2 separate regions of the Homo sapiens genome follow, and region 1 is linked to region 2. A link is an interaction called in ENCODE POLR2A ChIA-PET data of the cell type or tissue named here. Cell type or tissue: Panc1. All regions are shown on one strand. Each heading gives the region's core, and the rest is flanking DNA. Links, peaks and the distances in the headings are about the cores only. Region 1 overlaps TGFB3 (transforming growth factor beta 3). Region 2 overlaps TTLL5 (tubulin tyrosine ligase like 5).

Region 1 (8,227 bases), core at 1-8,000, 94 kb after region 2:
TGGACCCACTTCCAGCCCAGATCCTGTCGGAAGTCAATGTAGAGGGGGCGCACACAGCAGTTCTCCTCCAAGTTGCTACAACAAAAAACATTTATAGAAAATCAACTTAAAACCACCAATAAAAGAAACTTCATGAATGCTCTCATATTCTCCCTTGGAGTCCTTTCATGCCATCATAGGTGGCTCTGATCAATGGAATCCCAGGTTCAAGGGCATGGGGCAGAAGAAACCAGAAAGGCACATTCATGTGTTAAAGACCAGGATCCCAAGGATGTAAGAAACAGAGATAAATGCTGCATGAGGAAGAGTAAAGAGGCAAAGGTGGCCCTGCACCCTTTTCTATCACAATACAAAGCAGTGCTATGAAGCGCTCCACATAAAACCAAGCACTGAATGTTATTAGCCAACTCAGCTTTGTTGAGGTTGGTTTTATTTTTACCCTCCTAATGTGCACCCAGACAGAAATCAATTCTAAGTTTATGCAGCTTGACTACTATAGTAGGTGACTGCTGAGACTCAATCCAAAGGCCATTTAGCCAAATAAGGCATATCCTTCTATTAGAACCGTGGTTCAACAGATCACCCAAATGTGATTATCAGGCCCCTTCAATTCTGTTGCCTACAGAGATCATTTGGCAATAATACCGCTTGCCAAGTGGACAGCTAGCCTCTGCTTTAATATCTGCTGAGACTTAGAACTTGCTACTTCCAAAGGCAGCTATTAGCCAAAATCTGGCTTCTTGTGGGTTCCAAGGGTGAACCATGGCAGACACCATTGGTTATCTATTCAATAACCATTCCTAACTCCCTTCTCCCTTGTGACATCCCATTACAGAGTCGAAAACACCAGATGCTCCTTTTCCTGTCCTCCCTTGAGAGTAGCGGTGGTCATGTGACCCAGTAATGACCCATCAGACAAGGAGAAGTATGCAGGGGGTAAGGGCAAGTTCTGGCAAAGATATTCGATTATTTATAAAAGTGACAGATGGAAGAAGAAAGCTTCTGGCTCTTCCCCTTCCCTCATTCCTTCTTGTCTTAAATGTGGACAAGGTGCCTGAAGCCCTAGCAATCACTTGTGACCATAAGGAAAAGGATGAAAAGCCAACATACTAAGCATGGCAGACTGGAAAGAGAGAAAGCCTGAGTCTTCGGTGGCATCATTAAGCAGCCAGCCCACCCTAACCCTGCTGCTACAGGCCTCTTGTGAACAAGAAATCACTATGATTAAAGTCACTGGCCAAGATCATTCGTTCCTAACTGATTCGTTCCTAACTGATAACTGATTCGTTCCTAACTGATTTGTTCCTAACTGATGGAATAAATAAATCTACATGCCAGCCTTTGTGGCAACTACCTTGCCTCTCCTATACCTTGCTGTTGAGCTGTTCCCCCAACTGAACATCCCTAGTTTCCCAAGCCCAACCATCCTCATAAGACATGGTTTCCAGATCTAAATATTTCCCAATTCGTTCTCCCCAGCTTCATTTCGGCATCCTCTGAGGCCAGATGGACTCACTCACTCATGCTCCTTCCTTTACCTGCAGTGCTTCCCCTCCTGGATCCCTTCATCCCCAAACCTCATCCTTGAAGCCTCTGCTCAAATTCCACACCCTTCTGAAGCCTTTCCTGTGTCCATAGGTGAACTCATTGCTCCCAGTTAAAGCACTTAATCCTTCGGACCCTCTCATGGGCGTGATCATCTTCTCCCTTTTAGTAGTTGGCATGCATACTTTATCCTCCCTTTATAAATGAGCAGTGAAACTGCTCCTGAGTAAGAGAAGCTGGGTCTTTTCTATCTCTCTATTGTGGCTACCCAGTAATTTCTGAATTCATTTGTTAATTTCTCTAGCTCCAACTTTCCGTTCAAATGGAGACCATTCTATTTGCCTCCATCCAGTAGCATCCTTGGACCCTTCATAGGGAACTAACTGAGCACTTCTTTAATGGAAACTCCTACATTAATCTCACACATACACTCTACAAGTGCTTAAAACATGGAAATCATGGAGAGGCTTTGACCAAGCCTCTCCAATCCAAACTATTTTAGCAACACTCCTCCTCACAGAGTTTTCCTCATTTACTTCAGCCAGCTCCTTCCAGAGTTAGCCTATGGAAAAACAGTGGGACTCCCAGGAAAACAGAAAGAGATTTCACAGAGAAAATCTCTGTGAGAGATTTTCAGTCTTCTTCCTGGAGATGTTTGTGAATAGCATCAGGGACCCTCTGTTGAGTGTGGCTTGGCTCTGGGGCCTGACCTAGCCATTGGGCAGTAGGCAGGCAGTAGATGTTGGTTCCCATGTGGGCCCAGTCTCACCGGAAGCAGTAATTGGTGTCCAAAGCCCGCTTCTTCCTCTGACCCCCCTGGCCCGGGTTGTCGAGCCGGTGTGGGGGAATCATCATGAGGATTAGATGAGGGTTGTGGTGATCCTTCTGCTTCTTGAGGCGCCCCAGATCTCCACGGCCATGGTCATCCTCATTGTCCACGCCTGAAGAAGGGAAGGAAAGTGACAATCTCCTGTCTGAAGAGAGCAGAGCCCTTGGAGGCTGCCTCCTCCACACGCCCCATCACTGCCCAGGAGGAGGGGCAGTGCAGTCTGCGAGGGAGGTGTGGGGGACAAGTGCAGCTTAATTCTGATGTCCAGGTGCAGAAAGGGGAAGAGCAGATGGAGAAGCCAGTATCAAAAGAACTCATTATTATTGTAAGGATGCCCACTGAAAGATGCCCCGTGTTCAGATCCCCATACCCTTGTATAGAAATCTTCCAAGGGGCAGAAAGCCCTTGCTGAGATTCCTAGGAATCTTCATGGACCTATGAAGCATCCCTGTTACTAAGTGGGTACCTAACACATATCTCCGGGTTGTCGGCTTGTTTATTTGTTTGTTTGTTTGTTTTGAGACAGAGTCTCGCTCTGTTGGCCAGGCTGGAGTGCAGTGGCCCCATCTTGGCTCACTGCAACCTCTGCCTCCGGGGTTCAAGAGATTCTCCTGCCTCAGCCTCCCAAGTAGCTGGGATTACAGGTGCATGCCACCATGCCCAGCTATTTTTGTATTTTTAGTAGAGACAGGGTTTCACCATGTTGGCCAGGCTGGTCTCGAACTCCTGACCTCAAGTGATCCGCCCACCTCGGCCTCCCAGAGTGCTAAGATTACAGGTGTGAGCCACTGCACCCAGCCCTGGATTGTCACTTTAGATTCTAGACTTAGAATCTTGGGGTGTGAGTTTCCTCTTAAAATGTGAATGGACCAAGATAACGCAGAAGTCCTACCAAAAATTTAAGGTGTCACAACTTAAGATAGCCTGAATGGGAGCCAAAGAAACAAGACTGTATAATTGTTAACATTCACATTGCACTTAGAGTCTTTGAAGTGTTTTCACTATAAAATTCAGATGAGATAATGAAGCATATGATAAATAGCAAATAAGCTCTGGAAAGAAAATCTAAATTCATCAACCCGTTTCATCTGAAAAAAAAGGAAAAGACTGGAGACTGACTTAGAAAGAGTCTCAACTAAATGGAGATCGATTTTGCGAAGGACAGCTGCCAACTGTTGTCCATCCTCACTGAGGACAGGAACATGAGGAATTAATTTACATAGCTACAGGAGTGGCTCGGGTCTCAGGAAGGGGCACCAGATCTGTAAGATAAATGAGAGACCTGGATCACAAATCCCTTTTTCTGAAAATCTTTATGAACAAGATAAGTATTCACTGAAATGGGAAGGTTTCATCCTAAGCTGGCCTGTAGGTAAGGACTCCAAAGGTCCTCTGGGCTCTAAGGTTCTGTGGTTACAGTGTCAAATCTTTGGCTTTAAGAAAAGGCTGTAAAATAGAGCCCATGTGGGGTAAGATCACTGTCCAGCGCTGAGCCAAAAGAGGCCTGCACCTTTTCCCAGACAAGCCTCTGACCTCAGGCGTTCCGCAGTTACCCAAAATGGGAATATGAAAGGAAAAGAGAACTTCCCTGAACTCCAGAGATCATCAAGGCTGAGTTCCTTGCAAACATAATGGAAAACCAGAAATGACTCTCAACGACTTCGCCATCTCTACCCAAACACCCCGGGGACAAACACCCTGAGGCTCGAAGCAATCATCCAAACCCAGAGGACCCCTGGGCAAGGTCAGGTAGGCCCTGCACATCTGGAAAGCTCAGTTGTCTGGGCACTCATGTTCAGGACAGCCAAACTTAATTTCTTTTAGGGAGGAGGAAGACAAGTCCTATCTGTTGAGCATTTCTGGCACTGTGTTCCTTATTCATTATCTCATTTAATTGCCTGACAACACTGTGAAAGAGGAACTCTCATCCCATTTCACTAGGACCAGAGGCTAGATGGCTTGCCTACACAGTTTCACCACTTACCAGTACGTGTTGTCTTCCAGAGGCTAATGCATTCTCTAAGCTATAAACTGAAAGTTACACTCATTGCTTTTGGGGCAAAGCAGAATTACTCAAGTACAAAATAGTCGGCTATCTCTCTGAAGGAGCTTGGTTTCTTTTCTTGAGGTCTGGTAAGGGTCTCCTGCACTATCCTGTCCCATTAACTTCCCCCCCACTCACCCATCCTACCATACACATTCATTTTGTTACCTTTGAATTTGATTTCCATCACCTCGTGAATGTTTTCCAGGATATCTCCATTGGGCTGAAAGGTGTGACATGGACAGTGAATGCTGATTTCTAGACCTAAGTTGGACTCTGCAAAATAAGACAGAATTAGTGAGAAAAGCACCTCTGTGTGATGGGGAAGTGTGCCCACCACCCATGCAAGGGTGAGCCAGGGCCTCTGCTCCTATAGGGACTCATAGGAACTGAGTTCTATTGAGGGTCACAGGAGACAGAAAGTGCCTCCAGAGCTCAGAGTGGACCTTCAAGCGCACGTTGCCACATTCCAGGTATTCCTGTTGTATTATGAATCACCAAATGGGGGCATACACTAGTGGCCATCATGAAACAGAAGTGGAATAATCATTCCCTTTGAAAGGATGGTATTAAGAGAAAATTGTCACCTACCTACTTGGAGGCAAAAGTACACAGATACAGTAAGGAAAGCAAAAACTCATGCCATCTACATGGTTTTTGGGAGAGGGGATCGTTGAGCCAATCTACTGCAGAAGGATCAGGGCAAGAGGCAGAGGGACTGGAAGAGACTACGGACAGGGAGTAACTAAAGAGTCTCCGAGCACAGAGACTGTGATTCAAAAGGCCACAAATTCAAAAAGCCACAGGATGTAATGCTGGCAAAAAGATTCAAGTCAGGAACCAATGCTAGAGGCAAGGTCACTTGCAAACAGGAAGCAGAATCCGTCTCAGTGGAAGATGCAAGCATTTCTACCAGGGCCATGACTGTGGGCCTAGACAAAGTGGCAGATTCTAGAAGAGATAAGATGAAGATCACGGTTACACTGGGCCATATTTTTCCTAAGGAACAAGGACACAACGAGGTAAAAATTACTTGGACATTTCTTCTTTGGGAATCCTTGTTCACCATGATGGGAAGTTGGAATGTGGATTGCTCACCAAGATGAACAGCTTGGGAAGACAGTTGTGAACTTAGAAAACAGCACAGAGGAGATGATAGAGAACTATGGCTGAGGGTCCAGATGACTTGAGCACGGAGACAGTGAGCATGATGAAGCCTGGAGGTGCCAGGGTTTGGTGCCTGACATTCTGGTGCGTGAAGGGCAACTCCAGCCCATTCGCCTAGTAGTTGTGGGATCACATGTTTTGGCAACCAAAATCAAGGAAGCAGGAACTCAGTAAATGAGGTTGAGTGAAGTGAAGGAAAAAGAAAGAAAATGAAAAGTCTGCACTGAGACAAGTAGTTTTACACAGAAAACCAGGTAGGATCTGGTATCATGTCAATTCTGGTGGGTAAGACTTAATTTGGGAAGCTCTGTTGATCCTGGGATAGCAGCCAGTTGTGGCCAGGTGTAGGAGAGGTCATGGGGGATGGACCTCTCTGGATTCAGGGTCAGCCTCTCGATGAGTTGATTGATTTGCTGCTCCCTGAGGCCACACACCATGTGTGTGAGCATCTGGCCTTGGAGACAACCTGGAGTCTTCCTGAAATTGTGCCATCAGGGCAAACCCCAAAAAGTCCAACCTGGCCCAGCAACCTTCTCATAGACAGAAGGATACAAGCCTACAAGACTGGAGATTCCCATCAACATTAGGTTGGCTTGGACATCCCAGTCCTACTGGTTAAAACCCAGCTCCTTTCTTCCATAAACTCCAGAGCCTAACCAGATCTGCTCTACCCTAAGTCAGGGCAACCTCTGAGGCACACTGCGCCTGCTGAGCTTGAAGATCTCTGTTCCAGCAGGTTCGCTCAGTGAGGGAAGGCAGACCAATAAAACAAGGCAGCTGAGACCCAGCTGGAGGAGAAGTGAATGGAGAGGGAGGTATGAGGATTGCCCTCTCCCTGGGTTAAGGCAGCTGGAAGGAGGAGCCAAAGTAGCTGAAATGGGCTACCTAACAACACAGTGTACCTCCTGGTCAAGCTGGTTCAAGGCAGGCTGGAAGAGACCTGGAGTGAGTGAGTTCCATGATTCTGTGAGTTAGAAAGTCAAGGTGCAGACAGCTGTGTTGGGGAGAGTGAGGGTCCAGGATGTAAGCACAAGAGGGTGGCCTGGCTTGGCCAACAGGCTGTATCCAGATAGAGGACTTAGAGATGATGACAACAATCACTAACTTATTCTATCTCTATAATAATCCCATAGAGCAAGAACTATTATCCCCCATTGTACAGATAAGAACACTGAGGCTTAGGGAGATTAAACAGCTTGCCCAAGATATCCAACCAGTGGATAGTAGTGCCAGGATTCAAGCACTGACAGCTTGATGCCAGATCCCAAACTCTTGTTAGAGACAAGGAGGGGTAAAGAGGGGGCAACAGAGACCACCAAGGAAGATGCCCACACATTCACCAACATGCAAGATGGTTGTTTCCCAGTGTCCCACCTTTCCTGAGCCATGATGCTGAGAGGCTCCCTCCCCAGCCTACTAGGGGAGGCCTGGCCCTGCCTAGCTAGGTGCTGCAGACTATATGAGCAATAGCACAAGGGTATGAGACCTGGGTCCCCAGCGGCCCTTGTGGACTCCAACCCACTCTGCGACCCAGAATGCAGCCTGGGTACCTGGTGCACAAGGGCTCTCAGATGTTTGCTGAATGAATCCAAGACCACATGTGTGACTCAGTTTTCTCATCAATCTACACCGCCAACTGCTCCAATTTGGAGTCCTTTGTTGCCTGGTTTGAAGCCATGAACTCTGAAGAGACTCATGGGCTCTCTGTAAGTACAAACCTGTGTGATGATTCCCCTGTGGGAAAGGTGGGCAGTATCTGCCTAAGTGTGAACTGAAGGTTCCAATGAAGAACTAACCTCAGAATTGGCAGCTGTGGGGGTGGTGGGTGGGGGACCCATAGGTTTTATTACGAAATTATCTTTTTGATGTCTCAGGAGGATGGAAATCATTCTCAATGCAAACTTCTCATTGAGTTCTGCAGCTGTGAAAATAAGAACTCCTTCAAGTGCCCAGGGCTTCAAAGAAATCCAGGTGGAGCTGATCAAAATCAGACAGGGAAGTTAAGAGATTAATTTCCCCAGCCCCTCCTTTCTGTAGCCGTCTGAGTCAGAATTCCCAACAGAGCTGCTGTCGGCAGATCCACGTGGGTTCTCCTAGGCTCTTGCCTTCATGCTCAGTAGGAGGGACAGGATGAAATTCCTGGGTACCCTTGGGACTGGGGCAGGATCTTCAGCCCACCATCTGCCAACTCAGCCACTGGATAATTCCCCTTGGATGGGGAATTTTCTCATTTATGTGACTTGCCTGGGCTCCGTGGCATCAAGCAATGCAAACTCGATGGCTACCGAGCCCAGGCAGGTCACGTAAGTGAGAAAATCGAGCCAGCACATGATGCTAAACAGGAACTGCCAGCCTCACTCTTGGGGAACAATAGGGAATGGTGGGGGCTGCGGGGACTGAGGATGCATACCCCATCTCAAGGGGTGGCCGGTACTCATCTCTGACGGATGGTTATCAGGAAATCTTTCGATTTTTCAAAAACAGCAAGAAGTCCAGGTTTTATGTGAAATCTCCTGACTTAAAACACCCAAAACTGTTGATGACTAGTCAAATCGAAAACAATGTGCAGGCCAAATAGTTTGTAAGCTCTGCCTTTGAGCTTTAACTCTTAGTTGCCTAAAACACCAAGGACTTAGAAGGAT
Region 2 (8,409 bases), core at 142-8,141:
AATAGCCAGATAGTAAATATTTTAGGCTTTGCAGGCCATAGCATCTCTGTTGCAACTACTCAGCTCTGCCATGGTAGAGTGAAAACAGCCATAAACAATATGTAAATGAATGAGTGTGGCGGTCTTTCAACAAAACTTTATGTACAAAAACAGGCAATGGGCTGGATTTGGCCTATAGGTCCTAGTGTGCAGACCCATAGACTAGAGTAACAGAACCATTTGAAGGGCTTGTTAAAACAATTGTTCCTCCATCCCATTTCTGATTCATTAGGTTTGGAATAACCTAATGAATAGGCAGAATCCTCCCTTTTTGTTTTAATAATAATAGCCACCACTTAAGCACTTGCTGTGTTCCAAGCACTATTCAGGGTTCTCTATACACATTAACTCATTTAAAAATGAATTTCAGGGCCGGGCGTGGTGGCTTATGCCTGTAATCCCAGCACTTTGGGAGGCCAAGGCAGGTGGATCACAAGGTCAGGAGTTCGAGACCAGCCTGACCAATATGGTGAAACCCCGTCTCTACTAAAAATACAAAAATTAGCCGGGCGTGGTGGCGCATGCCTATAATCCCAGCTACTCAGGAGGCTGAGGTAGGAGAATCACTTGAACCCGGGAGGCGGAGGTTGCAGTGAGCCAAGATCATGCCCCTCCACTGCAGCCTGAGTGACAGATTGAGACTGTCTCCAAAAAAAAAAAAAAAGCAAAAAAAAAATTTCAGGATGGTTGTGGGAAGTACTGAATCTCAAGAGTTAGGAATGATCAAACAAATCTGTTATATATTGATACAGCCCAATGCATGTCTTCTAATTCTGTCTTTCTTCTCCTGCTGTCTTCCTGCCCCTGAAGGAGAAGGCAAAAGAAAACTTTTCTTTCAGCTGAGTCGGGGACTTTCTTGGGTAACAGTGACTACTGGTGACATCAGCATGAGTAGCTCTCCATGCTGGGGTCTGTGAGGAGGGCTGCACCGGCTGTGAGGCCTGACTGACCTGATTCTAATTGCAGACATTGAGCTGATGTTATTCTTGGCGCAGGACAGAGCGATTACTCAGTAGTTTCTGTTAAAGTGATCCTTTGTTAAACTTCTGCTCCCAACCCACTCCCTGCTTCCTTCCCTCCCACTCTCTTCTCTGCCTCATCCACAGTGAAAAAGAGCCCCAAAAGCAGAAAAATTAAGGACATATTGATGGCCAACACAGAATTGCCGAAGTTTCCTTTAACAATCATGGGAGAAAGGAGAGATTTTAAATACATCTTAATTCTTCACTGGTTCCGGTCTCTTTCGAAACCCCTTCAATTTTTAGTAGACTTAATTTTCAACATTAGTAAATAACTCAAGGTAGGAGAAAACTGTGCGTCCTAAATTTCTCTCATCCTTCTGCCCCATCTGTTCTTTACTTTTCCCTTCCCACCATGTCCAAGTTTACCAAACTAATCTGGATTCAATAATCCTAGCAGAAACTAATGTTCCTATAACAGGCAGGACTGGCAGCAGCTCATTGTTCACATCAAGAGGTCTTTCAGTTTGCTGGTAACATCTTGAGTGCAGTGTGTAACAAGCTTTTTGCTAATGCTGTGTGTGTATATACACAATCCCACAGGTGTGGAAAGGATTCCCATATAAACCGAACCATGTCTTGTTATTTTGCTCCTAAAAGTTCATTGCACGTGTCTAAAAAAATTCTGCCTCCTCCTGCAGGAATGAATTCTGTTTCGCCAAGCCTTCAGCTGCTGTGTGTTTGTGTTGTGGAGGAGGGGAGGGGAAAGAAAGAGAAATTCAGCAGGCACCCTGTCTTTTTCCAAGCAGCTGGCAATAACATGCTAGCTCCTCAGCGTGGCACAAAGAGCAGGCAAACAGTCTAGCCATGCAGGAGGTGTCTTGATACATCTTTATAATGGCGTATCAGAGAGGAAGGTTGGACTGGGGACATGAGAGGGGAGGAGTGTGTGTGTGTGTGTGTGTGTGTGTGTGTGTGTGTGTGTGTGTGTGTGTTTAAGTTCCAGAGCATATTGACTCCGGAACTTAATGTCATAACCTATTGCTTCGTTGTTTTTTTGTTTGGTTGGTTCTTTTGTTCTATTTTATTTTCCCACTTGACTTTTAGCAGGAACTCATACTTAGTGTCTAGCTTTTAGTTATTATTGATTTTCCTAGGACCACTTGATTTAGTAGATTTTGCCAAGCCAAACTTTTATTCTTATTTAATGAAAATACATAGAAAATACATGAAATAATACTGCATTCGGTTGTTTTGGAAATAGGCCACTCTAGACAGGCTTTGGAGTCAGATAACCCACAGCTTAAGTCTTGGCCCTGTCTAGTCCGTGACTTAAGACAGGTTATTCAAACTTTTAAAACCTCATTTTCCTTATCTCTAATTTGAAGATGATGATATATACCTGTGTATTATCATGATTGTAGTTCTCAGGATGTGATATTGATATTACCATATGTCAAGCACCAAAGTGGCCATTTTTTTGTATTATCTCAGTGGATCTTTACAGCTGCCCTCTTATTAGCCTCATTTCACAGATGAAAAAGCATAGTATCAGTTAGATAACTTTCTCTGTGTCACATAAGTAATAAATGGTAGAACTGGGATTTGAACCCAGGTCTGTCAGCCTGCAGCATCCAAGCTCATGGCTATTATGCTATATGCTGCCTCCTGCTGCTAATAAGGCATTCAATAAACAGCAACTGTAAGTACTATTACATAAATTCTAACTTGCAATGTATACATTCAACAAGTATTTTTTTTTTTTTTTTGCGATGGAGTCTCACTCTGTTGACCAGTCTGGAGTACAGTGGCGCAATCTCAGCTCACTGCAACGTCTGCCTCCCGGGTTCAAGCGATTCCCCTGCCTCAGCCTCCTGAGTAGCTGGGACTACAGGCGCACACCACCACGCCAGGCTAATTTTTGTATTTTTAGTAGAGATGGGGTTTTCACCATAGTGGTGAGGACGGTCTTGAACTCCTGACCTTGTGATCCACCCACCTTCGCCTCCAAAAGTGCTGGGATTACAGGCGTGAGCCACCATACCCAGCCAACAAGTACTTACTGACTCCGATGAAACTATGTTTGAAAAGTTATTATCAGGTCTCTTCACCAGTCTCCTACTATTCATAAGCACCATCTCAAAAGAAAAGTTTTCCTGCACTTAGGCCTAGACGTCATCCCAATTACCTCAATCTTTTTTTTTTTTTTTTCCTTTTTCTGGAGAACGGGGTCTCGCTATATTGCCCAGGCAGGTCTTGAACTCCTGGGCTCAAGCTATCCTCCCACCTCTTGCCTCCCTGAGAGCTGAGATTACAGGCGTGAGCCACCACGCCCGGCCTCTCCTCAATTCTTAATGAAAGAAATATCTTAATAAGGTGTTCTTGGGCGTAACAATCTTGGAAATGCCCATCCTTTACCCTCCCTTGTACTTTTATTAAGTAATGGGTTTAGCACCTAACAACACATGCAGTATCCTGACGTTTGTTCTAGAGGTTTGGATAGTAGGAGCACTTGTATGGGTTGTTACTAATTCCTGTGTTATTAATAATACAGGAATGATTTCTGTAATTATTATTTTGTCCTTTCAACACTGTTACTGGTAATGCTATTTTAATTTTATTTCTATGATAGGTGTTTTTCAGAAGACTCCCAGGAAACCTGACAGGTGTCTACAAATGTGACTACCACAGATGACATGTTTGCTTAATTCATATTATGCTTGCTTTGGTTTTTTTTTTTTTTTTGAGACGGAGTCTTGCTCTGTCGCCCAGCTGGAGTGCAGTGGCTCGATCTCGGCTCACTGCAAGCTCCGCCTCCCAGGTTCACACCATTCTCCTGCCTCAGCCTCCCAAGTAGCTGGGACTACAGGCGCCCGCCACCACGCCCAGCTAATTTTTTGTATTTTTAGTAGAGACAGGGTTTCACTGTGTTAGCCAGGATGGTCTTGATCTCCTGACCTTGTGATCTGCCCACCCTCGGCCTCCCAAAGTGCTGGGATTACAGGCGTGAGCCACCACGCCCGGCCTATGCTTGCTTTTTCAATATCATATAAGTCTGATCTTAGTGTATTATTACAATACAGACTTTCTTTCATTGTGTTAACTTATTACTGATAGTAGCATAAGTACCCTGGTTATCATCATGTTGCTTTCTAAGCTGCTCCTAGGGGAATATTCTTCTGGAATCTTAGAGGAAAATGAACACGCAGTAAATGCTTCCTGTGCACCAGATGTAGTCTTATCTCCATTCCACTGATGAGGAAATCAATGTTCAAAGAGTTTGGGTAACTTAGCCAAGATCACACAGCTGCCTGATTGTGGAGATAATATTTTTACCAGGTCAGAGGACTTCCAAAGCCCCTTTCCACTCTACCGTCCTCCCCCACGACAGAATTGACTCTTCGTTTTCTTTTTAGTTTACATACTTATCAGTCAGATAAGGCATTCCAGCATTATTGCTGCTGCACTGCTATATACTCTCGTATACACAAATCTTTAAAAAAAAAAAAAAAGGGTCAGTGTAACCAATTAAGATTCAGAACTCAGCTTGGTTGCTGCAGCTGTCTGGTGACCAGTTTTATTCTCTTCCCTCACTCCGTGGCCTGTGGTTTGTTTGTTTGTCTGTAGGTATATGAGGGACTCCCAGCAGTAACTTTGTGTGAGATGATGAAAGACTTCAATCCATCCATCTGAGATGGTGGCAGCCAGGGGAAAAATACTTAATGAATATGTGACAGTAAGGTCTGTATAAGATATGCACAGTAAACCAACCATGTGAGATCCTGGGCCAAACAAAACAAATTATACATTTGAAGACAGAGACAAGTTAGATGTTTATAACCTCAAAGTTGTAAAGGAAACTTAGAGATTGCCTTTGACTAATTATTTCATTTTAGTAATCAGGACACATAAGATACAGACACGTTAGGAGAACGGGGCCCTGATATACAAATAATTTCTTATAAGTACTAACAAATAAAAGTTAAAACACACAATTGAAAATGAAGCAGACCTATCTTTATTTAGCCAGTTGAGCTTTCTATCTGGGGTCATGGCTGATCCTTTGATGTTATCTGTATACATACTCACACTTTCACTTTAACAATAAGTAACAAACATTTGCTTACAGACAATAATTTTTTTTCAAACTTTCCTTTCCTTCTCAAGAAAGAGAATGATCTTGGAGCAAGGTGAATGAAATTTGTCTTTATATACATCTGGTGGAAACTGGACACATTTCTACGTTTGCTTTAGAAAAGAGATATGATTTAAATAAATTTGCTTTAGATATGTTTGCTTTAAAAGGGAATCAGCATAACATAAATAAGAAAGGCAGCATAGTATAGTGAGGTTCTTAAATCATACTCCATGGGTTTGAATCCCAGCTTACTACTCAGTACCTCTGCAATTATGAACAAATTTCCTAACATTTTTTGTGCCTTGGTTTCTTCTGTAAATGGTGATGATGAGGAGACACAGGTCATATGGTTGGGAGGGATAAATGAGATAACATAAAGCACTTAAAGCAATGCCTGACCCATGATAAAAGGTCAATAAAAGGCCGGGTGTGGTGGCTCACACCCATAATCCCAGCACTATGGGAGGCTGAGATGGATGAATCACCTGAGATTGGGAGTTCGAGACCAGCCTGACCACCGTGGAGAAACCCCATCTCTACTAAAAATACAAAAAATTAGCTGTGCGTGGTTGCGCATGCCTGTAATCCCAGCTACTCAGGAGGCTGAGGTAGGAGAATCACTTGAACCCAGGAGGCGGAGGTTGCAGTGAGCCAAGATCGTGGCCATTGCACTCCAGCCTGGGCAACAAGGGTGAAACTCCATCTCAAAAAAAAAAAAAAAGTCAAAAGTTAGTTGCTCTTATAATTGTGTATCACCTTTTTTTTATCATTTAGGTAGAAAACATGTAAATGTATCCTCTTAACAATTTTTATGTATACAGCACAGTATTGTTAACTATATGCATACTGTACCACAGATCTCCAGAACTTTTTTTTTTTTTTTTTGAGACGGAGTCTCGCTCTGTCCCCCAGGCTGGAGTGCAGTGGCTCAATCTCGGCTCATTGCAAGCTCCGCCTCCCGGGTTCACGCCATTCTCCTGCCTCAGCCTCCCAAGTAGCTGGGACTACAGGTGCCCACCACCACGCCCAGCTAATTTTTTTGTATTTTTAATAGAGACGGGGTTTCACCGTGTTAGCCAGGATGGTCTCGATCTTCTGACCTCGTGATCCGCCTGCCTTGGCCTCCCAAAGTGCTGGGATTACAGGTGTGAGCCACCACGCCCGGCCCTCCAGAACTTTTTTATATTGCATGACTGAAACCGTACTCATTGAACAACTCCCTGTTTTCCTCTTTCCCATCCAGCCTCTGACAATCACCATTCTACTTTCTGTGAGTTTCATTACCTCATGTTGAGTGAAATGATTTTGTCATTAGATTCTTTTACTTAGCATAATGTCTTCAAGATTCATCCACGTTGTAGCGTATGACAGGATTCCCTTCTTTTTTAAGGCTGAATAACATTTCATTGTGTGTGTATACACATATACATACCATGTTTTCTCTTTTTTTAGTTTTTTTTTTTTAGTTTTTTTGGGTACTACATACCACATTTTCTTTTTCCATTCATTCATTGATGGACATTTAGGTTCCTTTTACATCTTGGCTATTGTGAATAATACATCAATGAACACGGATGTACAAATATCTCTTATGTATAATTTTTAACCGTAAATATACATGGCATTATGATGTCAACTTGGGGGTTTTACTTAAACCTTCCGGGCCAGAAACAGAAATTGATTAAAATGATATTAAAGAAAGTGTCTTAGGAGAAGCCCAAGGCTCATTAAGTATTAATTAGCACATTTTTAAAACTAATAGTTACTTACTTGAACAATTAAATATGGTATGCAAATTAATTTGTTCATAATTATTAGAGCTATGAGAAGAATAAAAAGCATGATTAATACCATGATTAAATGGTTATTCTTTATTTATTTATTTATTTATTTATTTATTTTTGAGACAGAGTTTCACTCTATTGCCCAGGCTGGGGTGCAGTGGCTCGATCTGGGCTCACTGCAACCTCCACCTCCCAGGTTCACACCGTTCTCCTGCCTCAGCCTCCTGAGTAGCTGAGACTATAGGCATGCGTCACCATGCCCAGCTAATTTTTTGTATTATTTAGTAGAGGCGGGGTTTCAACATGTTAGCCAGGATGGTCTCGATTTCCTGACTTTGTGATCCACCCGCCTCGGCCTCCCAAAGTGCTGGGATTACAAGTGTGAGCCACCGCACCTGGCCTAAATGGTTATTCTTTAGAATAATATCTGTGTAGATTATTGACATGTTTGTCCAAAGGCATAAATATCTTACAAACATAAAAAGGACAAGAAACAGCATTAGCATCAATTGTGAGCTAGCTTTTCATCGGGTGCAAGCTGCTTTCTCAAAGTAATCAAAGGAATGATAAGTAAATTTAATCCTTTCAGACATACTGATGAAATACAAATTGGTACAACCTTTCCTGAGAGCAATTTGGGAATATATGTTAAAAAGTTTTGAAGCAGAAGAATAAAGAGATTTCTGATCTGGCTATTCTACTTTGAGGAAATTATTTTAAGGAAATGATCCAGCATATGTGAAAAGGTATAGATAACATGATGTTTATCACAACACTATTCTTAAAAAGCAAAGTAAACTGGTAACAACCTGAATGTGTGTGTGTATATATGCGTGTGTGTGTGTGCGTGCACATGTACATATGGTATTTCAAAATGGAACTATAAGATTTTGGGGGTGCTTTTCTGTTTGTGACACAGAGAAAAAAAAAGACACTGGGGGCCTTTTTTTTTTTTTTTTTTGAGACGGAGTCTCACTCTGTCACCCAGGCTGGAGTGCAGTGGCGTGATCTTGGCTCACTGAAAGCTCCGCCTCCCGGGTTCACACCATTCTCCTGCCTCATCCTCCCAAGTAACTGAGACTACAGGTGCCCACCACAACGCCTGGCTAATTTTTTGTATTTTTAGTAGAGATGGGGTTTCACCGTTTTAGCCAGGATGGTCTCGATCTCCTGACCTCCTGATCCGCCTGCCTCAGCCTCCCAAAGTGCTGGGATTACAGGCGTGAGCCACTGCGCGCGGCCTATATTTTTTAACTCAAAAATCTATTGTGGGCTGGGCGTAGTGGCTCACGCCTGTAATCCCAGCATTTTGGGAGGCTGAGGCAGACAGATCACGAGGTCAGGAGTTCGACACCATCCTGGCCAACACGGTGAAACCCCATCTCTACTAAAAAAAAAAAATACAAAAATTAGCTGCGTGTGGTGGCACGTGCCTGTAATCCCACCTACTTGGGAGGCTGAGGCAGGAGAATTGCTTGGAGTCGGAGGT

Evidence for each region. Peaks named below come from ENCODE experiments on the same cell type or tissue, not always from the same donor. Only the 100,000 strongest peaks of a DNase experiment are listed, where the experiment ranks them.
Region 1: POLR2A ChIA-PET joins it to region 2 with 5 read pairs; 5 of 35 experiments call an interaction of 5 or more read pairs at or near these places.

Annotation. Positions count from the first base shown.
Region 1 is chr14:75,961,002-75,969,228 of GRCh38, forward strand. It overlaps TGFB3 (transforming growth factor beta 3), which reads right to left. Exons shown (of 7, transcript NM_003239.5): 4 at 4,587-4,694; 5 at 2,315-2,486; 6 at 1-75. Among named protein-coding and RNA genes, the nearest start is that of TGFB3, 17 kb to the right of the region's middle. In Panc1, for the core only: no CTCF peak of the experiment used is centred there; no DNase peak of the experiment used is centred there.
Region 2 is chr14:75,867,071-75,875,479 of GRCh38, forward strand. All of the region lies in intron 29 of TTLL5 (tubulin tyrosine ligase like 5), which reads left to right. Among named protein-coding and RNA genes, the nearest start is that of TGFB3, 110 kb to the right of the region's middle. In Panc1, for the core only: no CTCF peak of the experiment used is centred there; a DNase peak (open chromatin) is centred at 1,022; H3K4me3 peaks cover 1,073 bases; H3K27ac peaks cover 4,328 bases.